Regions from separate parts of the Homo sapiens genome. Here region 1 is linked to region 2. The links are chromatin loops, found by intact Hi-C in ENCODE. Cell type or tissue: PC-3. All regions are shown on one strand.

The links. A loop is a pair of places that touch in the nucleus more often than their neighbours do. Peaks named below come from ENCODE experiments on the same cell type or tissue, not always from the same donor. Only the 100,000 strongest peaks of a DNase experiment are listed, where the experiment ranks them.
Region 1: it touches region 2 in a loop (10-fold over the local background); 1 of 110 quality-filtered maps calls a loop at or near these places.

The regions. Positions count from the first base shown.
Region 1 is chr7:33,491,981-33,496,980 of GRCh38, forward strand. All of the region lies in intron 19 of BBS9 (Bardet-Biedl syndrome 9), which reads left to right. Among named protein-coding and RNA genes, the nearest start is that of FLJ20712, 230 kb to the right of the region's middle. In PC-3, no CTCF peak of the experiment used is centred here; no DNase peak of the experiment used is centred here; H3K27ac peaks cover 1,676 bases.
Region 2 is chr7:33,588,434-33,593,433 of GRCh38, forward strand. The region is part of intron 21 of BBS9 (Bardet-Biedl syndrome 9); the gene reads left to right. Among named protein-coding and RNA genes, the nearest start is that of FLJ20712, 140 kb to the right of the region's middle. In PC-3, no CTCF peak of the experiment used is centred here; a DNase peak (open chromatin) is centred at 2,688; H3K4me3 peaks cover 495 bases; H3K27ac peaks cover 3,340 bases.

The DNA of each region.
Region 1 (5,000 bases), 96 kb before region 2:
CTTGAAGCCAGGGGTTTGAGACCAGCCTGGCCAACATGTTGAAACTCTGTCTCTACTAAAAATACAAAAAAAATTAGCTGGGCGTGGTGGCGAATGCCTATAATCCCAGCTACTCAGGAGACTGAGGCATGAGAATTGCTTGAACCTGGGAGGTGGAGGCTACAGTGAGCCAAGATCGCACCACTGCACTCCAGCCTGGGTGACAAAGCAAGATTCCACCTCGAAAAAAAAAACAAAAAAAAAACAAAAAAAAAACTTGGTTGAGTGTTTAGCCAGGGAATAATAAATAATAATAATAATGTTAACCTTTATTGCATGCTTCCTATGTGCTAGCCACCGTGACAAATACATTTTAAGTTGTATCTCATTTAATCTTCAAGCCACGTAATTACTTGTCTCTTACAAAGGAGAAAACTGAAGCTTAAAGACGTCGAGGACCTCCTGGGATTAAATTACCAGAGCCCAGATTCAGTTTAATCACTTATGATGAGGACGATCTCTGTTTTTCCATACCTGTCACAGATTTTTTAATGTTTAGAGTTCATGATTACTGAAGTGGTTACAAACTCAAATGACTAGAGGGCCAGGCAGGTAACACAGATGTAGATGGGAAACAATAAGGAGTAATGTGCAGGACTTGAATGTTGTTCTGAACCAAAGGCATTCAAACATTCAAATGCAGGTTTACTTAAAAGAGGGACAAACAAAGGAATCTGTGGGCCCTTCACCCCAGGAGATCAGTTGTTGGGGAGGAGTCATTTATAGGTATTTCTCATACTCACTTAACCTGATAGCCGTTTGTATAGCACTTATCATCTAGTATAGGAGTGAGTGTGTGTGTGTGTGTGTGTGTGTGTGTGTGTGTGTGTGTGTGTATGTGTTGAAGGGTACAGTATGGCACAGTGGAAAATGCTTGGGCTTTGTAGGTTTTAAAGATACCTGGTTTGAATCTTGGCATTGCTGTGTGATTTTCACCAAGTTGCTTAACCCCTCTGCTCTTAGTCTTCTTCTTCTTTCTTCTTTCTTCTTTTTCAGATGAAGTCTCACTCTGTTGCCTAGGCTGGAGTGCAGTGGTGCATTCTTGGCTCACTGCAGCCTCCACCTCCCAGGTTCAAGTGATTCTTGTCCCTTAGCCTCCTGAGTAGCTGAGATTACAGGCATGAGCCACTATGCCCGGCTAATTTTTGTATTTTTAGTAGAGACAGGGTTTTGCCATGTTGGCCAGGCTGGTCTCAAACTCCTGACCTCAAGTGATCGCCTGCCTTGGCCTCCCAAAGTGCTGGGATTCCAGCTGTGAACCACCGCGCCTGGCCTATTTTTGTTGTGAGACTGTTGGTTCCTTGCAGGTAGCTCTTAAACACATGTATCCCCGTCACTCAGCACACACTTGATGTGGCACACTACTTTTGCCAATTTAGTCACACACAAATCTGAAATTCTTTTCAGTAAGTAATGATAGCCATCAAAAAGCTTGAGGTAAATGAGAATGAGTGACTTGCCCCAAACCTCTCTCCCTGATTCTAATGAAAGTACGTCTCATACCTAATTTTGTCACATATGAAGACATTTATTAAATAAACATTTATAAGCATGGGACAATTCATATGGCTTATTCTGCAGGCTGGGTGAAGGCCCAGCTGTCCTTTAGGTAGTAGACTACCACCTTTCTGGAAAGGTTCCACTGGGGCGGATTGGACAATAATCCAAGGCAGTGTCTTTTTCCCCTCGTAATGGACGTCAAGTAGCTAGAAATCTGCTTCCCAAAGTCAAGACACAGGAACATTTAGGTTTACACCTTGGACCCCATCCCATGAGTGTCTTGCTGGAATTCGTGTACCCTGTTCATGCAGAGGAGGGTCTGAGTATAAAAATATTCAGTCAATCCACATGTCTTTAATACCATTAATTTTTGCCAGTGAACCAATTCTAATATCTATAATGCTGACTATCAAACTTCTGATCATCAAACTTCATTAATCAAAATCCATTTCTGACATTTATTATGGAATGAAAAAGTCTCCAGTGTTGCTGGAGATACTAGTAGCCTAAGTCCTTGTGGTAGCCCCTCTGGCTTGTGGGTTTTGCTGCTGATGAGAAGGATAACTGTTTTGAGCACAATCTCACTGACTCTAGACCGATGGATCTCAACCCAGGGTGATTTTGCCCCCAGGGAGACATTTGACAATGTCCGGAGACATTTTTTGGTTGTCACAACTGGTAATGAGAGATGCTATTGGCATCTAGTGTGTAGAGTACAGGGGTGCAGATAAACTTCATATAGTACCTGGGGCAGCCCCAACAACAACAAATTATCTGGCCCCAAATGTCATTAACGAGGAGGATGAGAAACCCTGCTCTAGAGTGCACTTAAAACTGACGCACATGCTTGCATGATATGACTCTGTGATGATGTATTTTAAAGTTAAATTACAGACTTCATAACACTTGCAGTAAACTCAGCAGTAAAGACTTGAATGAATTTAGGAATTCATTGTAATATAATACATGTGGAAGGTATGGATTTAGAGCCCAGTTATTTACAACCTGTGGTAAACCCAATGAATAACATAGCCTGCAAAAACTTTTCAAAAATGGGAGGCTTTGGTCTTGTTTACCTGGAGTATAGGGAGGGACTTCCCTTACCCAAGTAGTGGTCCTATAAATTACCATCTTAATGGATACTCTTGGCTACTGAGTCATCAGAATTTTAAATTTACTTTAGTATTACAAACATTCATTGAATGCCTGCTGTGAGCCAGAGGCTGTAGGAGGGTACAACAAACAATAAAATAGTCTCTGACCTGGGGGAGTTTATAGCACAGTAGAAATCATGCATAACATATCTTCACCAAGGCAACTTCCAATTACAATGTTCCAATAGCCTGTGATTGTAAAAATAACCTACAGTTTACCCTAGTTTCACTCCATGTGAAACCAGGCAGCTCTCCTCATTGCCTTTTGTATTATTTCCATGTGGTCTGAGCCATATAGACATTTACATATTTTGCCAAAGAACTACCAGATAGTAGTGGTGTAACTATTTTATCTAAAAAAGCAAAAATACATAAAAACTACAAATACTGAAGAGAAGTAGGCCCTCTGAAAAAACTAGATGTTTTAAAAGAGGATTCATAGAAAAGCCTCAACAATTTCACTCTATTGTGAAAATGTCACTTTCACCTCTTAAACTCTGGAACCAAGGAAATGATTGGCAGTGTCACCAGCATTGTTGGGGTCTCCAGCCTCCCTTTTTGCCTTTTTGGGAGCATGCCCTACCTGATCACGTGTAATAATGTGTCTTAGCACTTGCTACCTTAGCTAAAGGAATGCTCTTAGGACACCGCCAACTGCCCATCTATCCATCATTTCCCTTCACTGGAGATGGCACTCGAGGCAGTGTGGGTGGTTGCATAATTACTGACATGTCTGCATGTAGGAATGTGGCCTGAAACATTCTAAACTTAGAAACTATTCAGATCAGACCTTGTAGATGTTGTTTTTGGAGAGTGATAACTGTGGCATTCTCCAGGGCTTGTAAAATGAGCTCTGACATTGCCAACCATAGATTCCAGCTTTAATAGCGATCTGTTCAATGAGTAACCATAGTCCGGAGAACATTCATTCTTCTTTTTACAACCTGATTCCATCAATTATTATTTTTTAAATTGGGGTTTCACTTGGCTATAGGAAGATAATTTTATGGAAAGGGGTAAAAATTTGGTCAGCCAGGGGGAAAAAAAGGTAAAAATAGTAAGCAGGCTTGAGATCAGTTGTATTTTTAACTTTATATTAGCCAAGCATTGGAGTTCGTTTCCTTTCAACTGATTAAGTTACATGTCTATATGGTGAATAAACTTTGCAGAAATAGCAAAATTTGTCTCTATGTCACTAATAAATGATTTATTGTCTCTCTCAGAGTCATACTTATATATATTATAAAGAAATGTCTCAGAAATAATTTGTTTTTCTAAAACCGGTTTTATGTGAATTCTCAAGGCATTTTGCAAGTGTGGATTGGTGTCCGGGATAATTGTAATCATAGACCAGAAAAACCATTGTGACTTCCAAGAGTCACATGATCATACCTTAGTGTTTCGAAGGATCAGGTGGTTTAGCTCATTAGGAGGTCTCTTTTTATGAAGACAAATCATTTTTACAACTGAAGTTTTTTACTGACTGGGTACACTTTTGCAGTTGCCTTAATGGCTACCCAAAATGATACTATGATTAAAAATGTATTCTGGGCCAGGCGTGGTGGCTCTCGCCTGTAATCCCAGCACTTTGAGAGGCCGAGGTGGGCAGATCATGAGGTCAGGAGTTCGAAACCAGCCTGATCAACATGGTGAAACTCTGTCTCTATTAAAACTACAAAAAATTAGCTAGGCGTGGTGGTGGGCACCTGTAATCCCAGCTCCTCAGGAGGCTGAGGCAGGAGAATCACTTGAACCTGGAAGGCGGGGGTTGCAGTGAGCTGAAATTGTGACATTGCATTCCAGCCTGGGTGACAGAGCAAGACTCCATCTCAAAAAAAAAAAAAAGTATTCTGATCCTGGTTTTGGTTTACAAATTTAAGCTAAATGCATGTTAAAGGGGAGTCTCAGGTTTTCTTTACAATATGAAGTGCAATAGAATGAAATCCAGTTCACTGTCCTATTAATACAAAATAATATAATAGCAAAAACAGCTAAGAATTAGATTCTTGCTATGCCTTCAAAGTAAAAGCCTCAGATTTCTCTTTTATCTAGTCATAAGTTCAGCACAGAGGTAATGAATGCATGTAGGTAATGAATGAATTAGTTATAAGCTTGCTACCCAAATGCTTCTTACATGCCTGTCTGGCATTTAAACCATCTCCATGCCGTTTCTTTTTCATTTGAGCCCTATTTCATTGTTTTTGGTAAAAGAACAATTCTTTTGGATACAAATTGGATCATTTCATCCAAAGTAAAAGCTTAGCCCTGGTAAAATCTTTTCTTTTTTCCTTATTGCAAAGCCTTTGC
Region 2 (5,000 bases):
AAATTCATTCATTTAAGTTGACAACTAAATATCGTGTGCCTGTTGTGTGCCAAGCGCTGTTCCAAGACTTAGGATACTGTAGCCACCAAATTAGATAGAGATCCCTGCCATTTTGGAACTCTTATTCTCACAAGTGAAGACAATAAGCAATAAGCATGATAAATAAGTGAACTATGTATGTGAGAAAGTAGTAAGTGCTAATGTTAAGTGTTACAGAAAAAGAAAATGTGTGTCAGAAAAGGGGTGGGGGCCACATGGTCATAATTTCAAATTGGGTGGTCAGGATAGGCTTTGTTCACAAGACAATTTTTGAAGAAAGACTTGAAGAAGGTGAGGGAATTATTCATGCAGAAATCAGAGGGACAAGTGTTTCAGGTAAAGGGAATGGTCAGCACCATCCCTAAAGTGGGAATGGGCCTGGTGTGTTCCAGGGACAGCAAAGAGGACAGTGAGGTGGTGTGGTAGGAGAGGAGGCTGGAGGGACCAGATCATGTGCAGCCTTTGTGCAGACATTTGCTCATTTGCTTTTCCTCTGGGTGAAATGGGGAAAGCCATTTTGAATGAAGGAATGACATGACTTTACCTTTTAAAACGATCACGGGTTACTCTTTTGAGAATAGACTATAGTGGGGGTCAGAGGTAAAAATGGGCAGTCCAGTTTAAGGGTTACTCAGAGAAGCAATTTAGCAATACAGTAATTCCCTCCTTATCCATGGAGGATGTGTTCTGAGACTCCCAGTGGTTGCCTGAAACTGCAGATAGTACTGAACCCTGTACTATGAAAAAATGTTGTGTTTTCCTATACAATAACAGGCAGGCAGCATATGCAGCATGGATGTGCTGAACAAAGGGATGAGTTACGTCCCATGCAGGATGGAGAAGGATGACCCAGGATTTCATCACACTACCCAAAACAGAGTGCAATTTAAAACTTGTGAATTATTTCTGGAATTTTTTATTTAATATTTCAGACTGTGGTTGATTGCAGGTAACTTAAACTGCAGACAGCAAAACTGCAGATTACTGTAATTCAGGTAAGAGATGATGATAGATTGTACCAAAGTGGTAGTAGTGGTGAGAAATGGTCTTATTCTGGATATATTTCAAATGTTGAAACAATAGAATTTCCTAACAAAATGGACATGATATGTGAGAGGAAGAAGGGAATTTAGAATGACTCTAGTAGTTTTGGCTCGAGACACTGAAAGGGTGGAGTTGAGATGGGGAAGGCTGTGGGGTGAGATGGGAAAGGTTTGTGAAGGATAAGAGTAAAGTTTGGGACATGTTGAGTTTGAGATGCTGTTAGAGATCTAAGTGGAGATATTAAGTAAGAAGTTGGGTATGAATCTGGGGTTCAGGAGAGAAATCTGGGCTGAAGTTACAAAATTAGGAGTTGTCAGCATGAAAATGTTACTTTAAAGCCAGAAGACTGGATAAAGTCACCAAGGGAGTAAGTTTAGAAAAGAGATGAGGACCAAAAACTGAGTGCTGGATATTGTAACTTTTAGGAAGTTTGGGAGAAGAGAAGGAACCAGCAAAGAATACTGAAAAAGAGCCTGCAGTGAGGTAACAGGAAAAGCAGTAGAATGTGGTATCCTAGAAGTCAAGCAAAAAAAGTTTCAAGGAAGACTGAATGATCAGCTGTGTCAAATGCTGCTCACAGATCAAGTCAGCTGAGAGCTGAAAATTAGCCCATTGATGGAACCATGTGAAGATCATTGTGATCTTGGGCAGCTTCTGTAGAGTGGCAGAGGCAAAAGCTAGACTGGGATGGATGTGTGAGAGAAAGGAAAAAAGAAGAGTTGTAAAGAGCATATATAGAGAACTCTTCGGAGAAGCTTTGCTGCTAAGAGGAGCAAAGAAACGGAAGAAAATGCTGGCATGAAAGTGGGGTCAAGAGATAGTTAATTTTTCTTGATTTGATGTATATTGTTGTCCTCTATTATTGATCTGGACCCTAATCTTTGTTCTTTCTTTACAAAGCTGTTATTTCTTACTGGCCACTGTTTGTTTTTTTGTTTTTTTGTTTTTTTTTTTTTTTTTTACCAGATCAGACAACCAATTAAGGTTTTATTTGAATATTTAACCCAACTATTGGTGTTCCTAGATAGCTATAGTTGCTGCTCTGTCTTCCTAAAATTTACTACCCTTTGTACCTTCAGTTCCCCACTCATCTTACATGAGAATCTCAGGCTTAGACTGGAATAATTTGGCAGTATAGGGCAAAAATGATGCTGATGCTGTAAATGCTTATTATTATAACACTTGTGTATCATTTACTATGAGTCAGGCACCATTTGAAGCGCTTTACATCCATTTACTCACTTAATCTTTACAATACCCTATGAACTAGGTATAATTATTATCTGCATTTTACAAATAAGGAAATTGAAGCAGAGAAAGATCAAGTAAATAGTTTTTCTTTTTTAAAAAAAAAACTAATAATCATGGAGCTGGGATTAAAATTCTGACGGTTTAGCTCCAGAGGCCATGCTTTTGAAGCAACTGGAGAATTTTAAGAGCAGGCAGTTAGCTAGAGAGATTTCATTTTACATAATATAGGAATTTGCTTGAGTGAATGGGTTATGTTTTTGGAGAAACAGGATAGAATACAGGAGCTGATTGGTCATTTCCTTAGATTTACTAGCCTATACATTAGTGGGCTGTGCTCAGCCCACAATCCTGGAAGGATGTGGTGGAACATTCTTAAATGATGACTTTTTTTTTAAAGGCTGTATTTCCTCAAGTTTCATGAATTCCTTTTTAAGTCAACAAGTAAATATTAAGCACCTACTCTTTGCATAAGAGGAAAAAAATTTAACTCCTTCCCTCTATATGTTTATTTTCCTGTGGGAAGCTGATTTGTTTATCACACAGGCTATAGAATCATTTGGAAACTAAAATAGAAAGGGCTTTGCATGTGAATGTAATATTTTACTATTTTTTAAAAGGATCCTTAAAATTTCTATGTCTTTAGAGATGAGGTGTGAACTAAATGATTCTTTGTTAAGTGTTATTTCTTAGAGCACTGGTGAGCAGTTGCCACTGAATCCTTCATTAATAATCCCTTCCTTTTCCAGAAGGACTTGCCAACACCCGTAAAGTATTCACTGGGAGAATTAAAGTCATATAAAAATAATTGGTGTTTGCTTCCTTCAAGGCATACATTTAAATACATTGCTCTATTTCTCTGTTCCTTGGCTGCCTCCTATGTTTAGTAACACTAGATCAGCAGACTTCCTCTTTCAAGGTTCAGCTGCTGGCCATTACGATTTCCCATGAGAAAGCAAACCTACCACTGTTTTACCCTTTTATCTTAATGTTTCATCCATTTGTGTCATATTATCTTGTGGGTTTGCATTTCTCAGTAGTAATAGCACTGCTGGTAAATAGAAAACAATGAATGTGATTATGTACCCCTGGCCGTCGTCGCCATCATCATCATCATCATCATCATCATCATTTGAGCCCTTTAAAAATTCCTATTGTAATCTCAGAGGAGTGGTTATCTATGATAGTAGACTATCCGTGGTTTCATTTTAAAAGGGATGTGTACAGTATTTTCATGTGAATTACTTTTAATGCCTTGGTGACAATTTTGCCATTCACCACTGAGTTCAGCTATGAACATTCCACCACTGGTCTACTTACTCCATCCTCAACTTTTTTACCTGAGCGTTTTTTAGAAAGTCATATATAAATTTATGCTGTATTCATGGCCTGCAGTTTCATGTGTATTTGGCTGTAACTTGTAATGACTAATATATATTGGGAGTTAGAACTGAAAATAATAGCTAACATTTACTGGGAGTCTTTCTCTGTGCCGGGCATTGTGATGAGCCCCATTACAAGCATCTAATTTAATCCTAATCTCTCAGAAAGCACATGCTATATTTTCTGCATTGAAAGGAAAGGGAATGAAGGCCCAGACTTTGACTTTGCTCAAGATACATGATACTTGCCATGTCATGTCCCCTTTCAGAGTGTCCCTTTCTATGATCAATGGTTTAGTTTGCCACTCTGTGTGTATTTCTCTTTTCTTTAAAATACGACATTGTTTAATGGGCTGTTAAACAAATATATCGCTAGATAGTAGAGTTGCCTGGGAATGAGTCCTGAGTGTTTCTTCAGTTTCCTTGTCCTATGTGGAAGGATATGATAAAACAGGCACACTCCAGAGCTGTTGTGTTCTTTTCTGTCTTCTCTCAACCTGTTTCCAAGCCAGTGACCCAGCTGGACTCTCAGTTTCCTAATCACCACCTAGACTCTGTCATTATTAAAAACAACACAATTTGGTCAAGATTATGGCTTTTAATTGGGATGTGGAAAGAAACTCAAGTTGAAGAAATGTTGCCAGGATCATTGGGGAATGAATAGCCACTTGATGCAAGAGGGAAAGCTGTGAAGAACACTAGCTCTCTTATTATGTGGTGTCCAGGCAAAGGGGAGTTATGCTCTTACTATTTCATTTCATTTCATTTTTTTGAGAAATTATTATTGCAGAACCATTGGCTTCCTTTCTTTCTCAACTGTAGCTGTAATGTTTTATTTGTGCATGTGTACTTTTGAGAGAGTATTGGTCTCTGAAGAGGGAGTTAGAAAAGGAAAGTATTTGAAATGGAAATATCTTAAAATTATGTGTCTTTCCAATTGTACATTGGACTTCTTTAGGATTTAGAAACAAAATGGAAAATAAAAAATCACAAATACCTTCTTTTCAAACTAGAAAACATTGTACTGTATAGTGAAGAATTAGTTGAAAGACAGTAGATCTTACATTTCATTGCAGAGTGTTCCAGACATTGATCAAATGGCAAGGAAAAGCAAATATTAACTTTCTTTTCCTCCCCACCTTCTCACAATGGCTGGGCAATACTTTTGTATTCCTGTTTGGAGGATTTAATGGCCTTGTTAACATGTGTAAAAACCCTGTGATTGAAGACTTTAACAAAATAGTGAGTAGAGGTTTTTTTTGTTTTGTTTTGTTTTGGTTTTTTAGG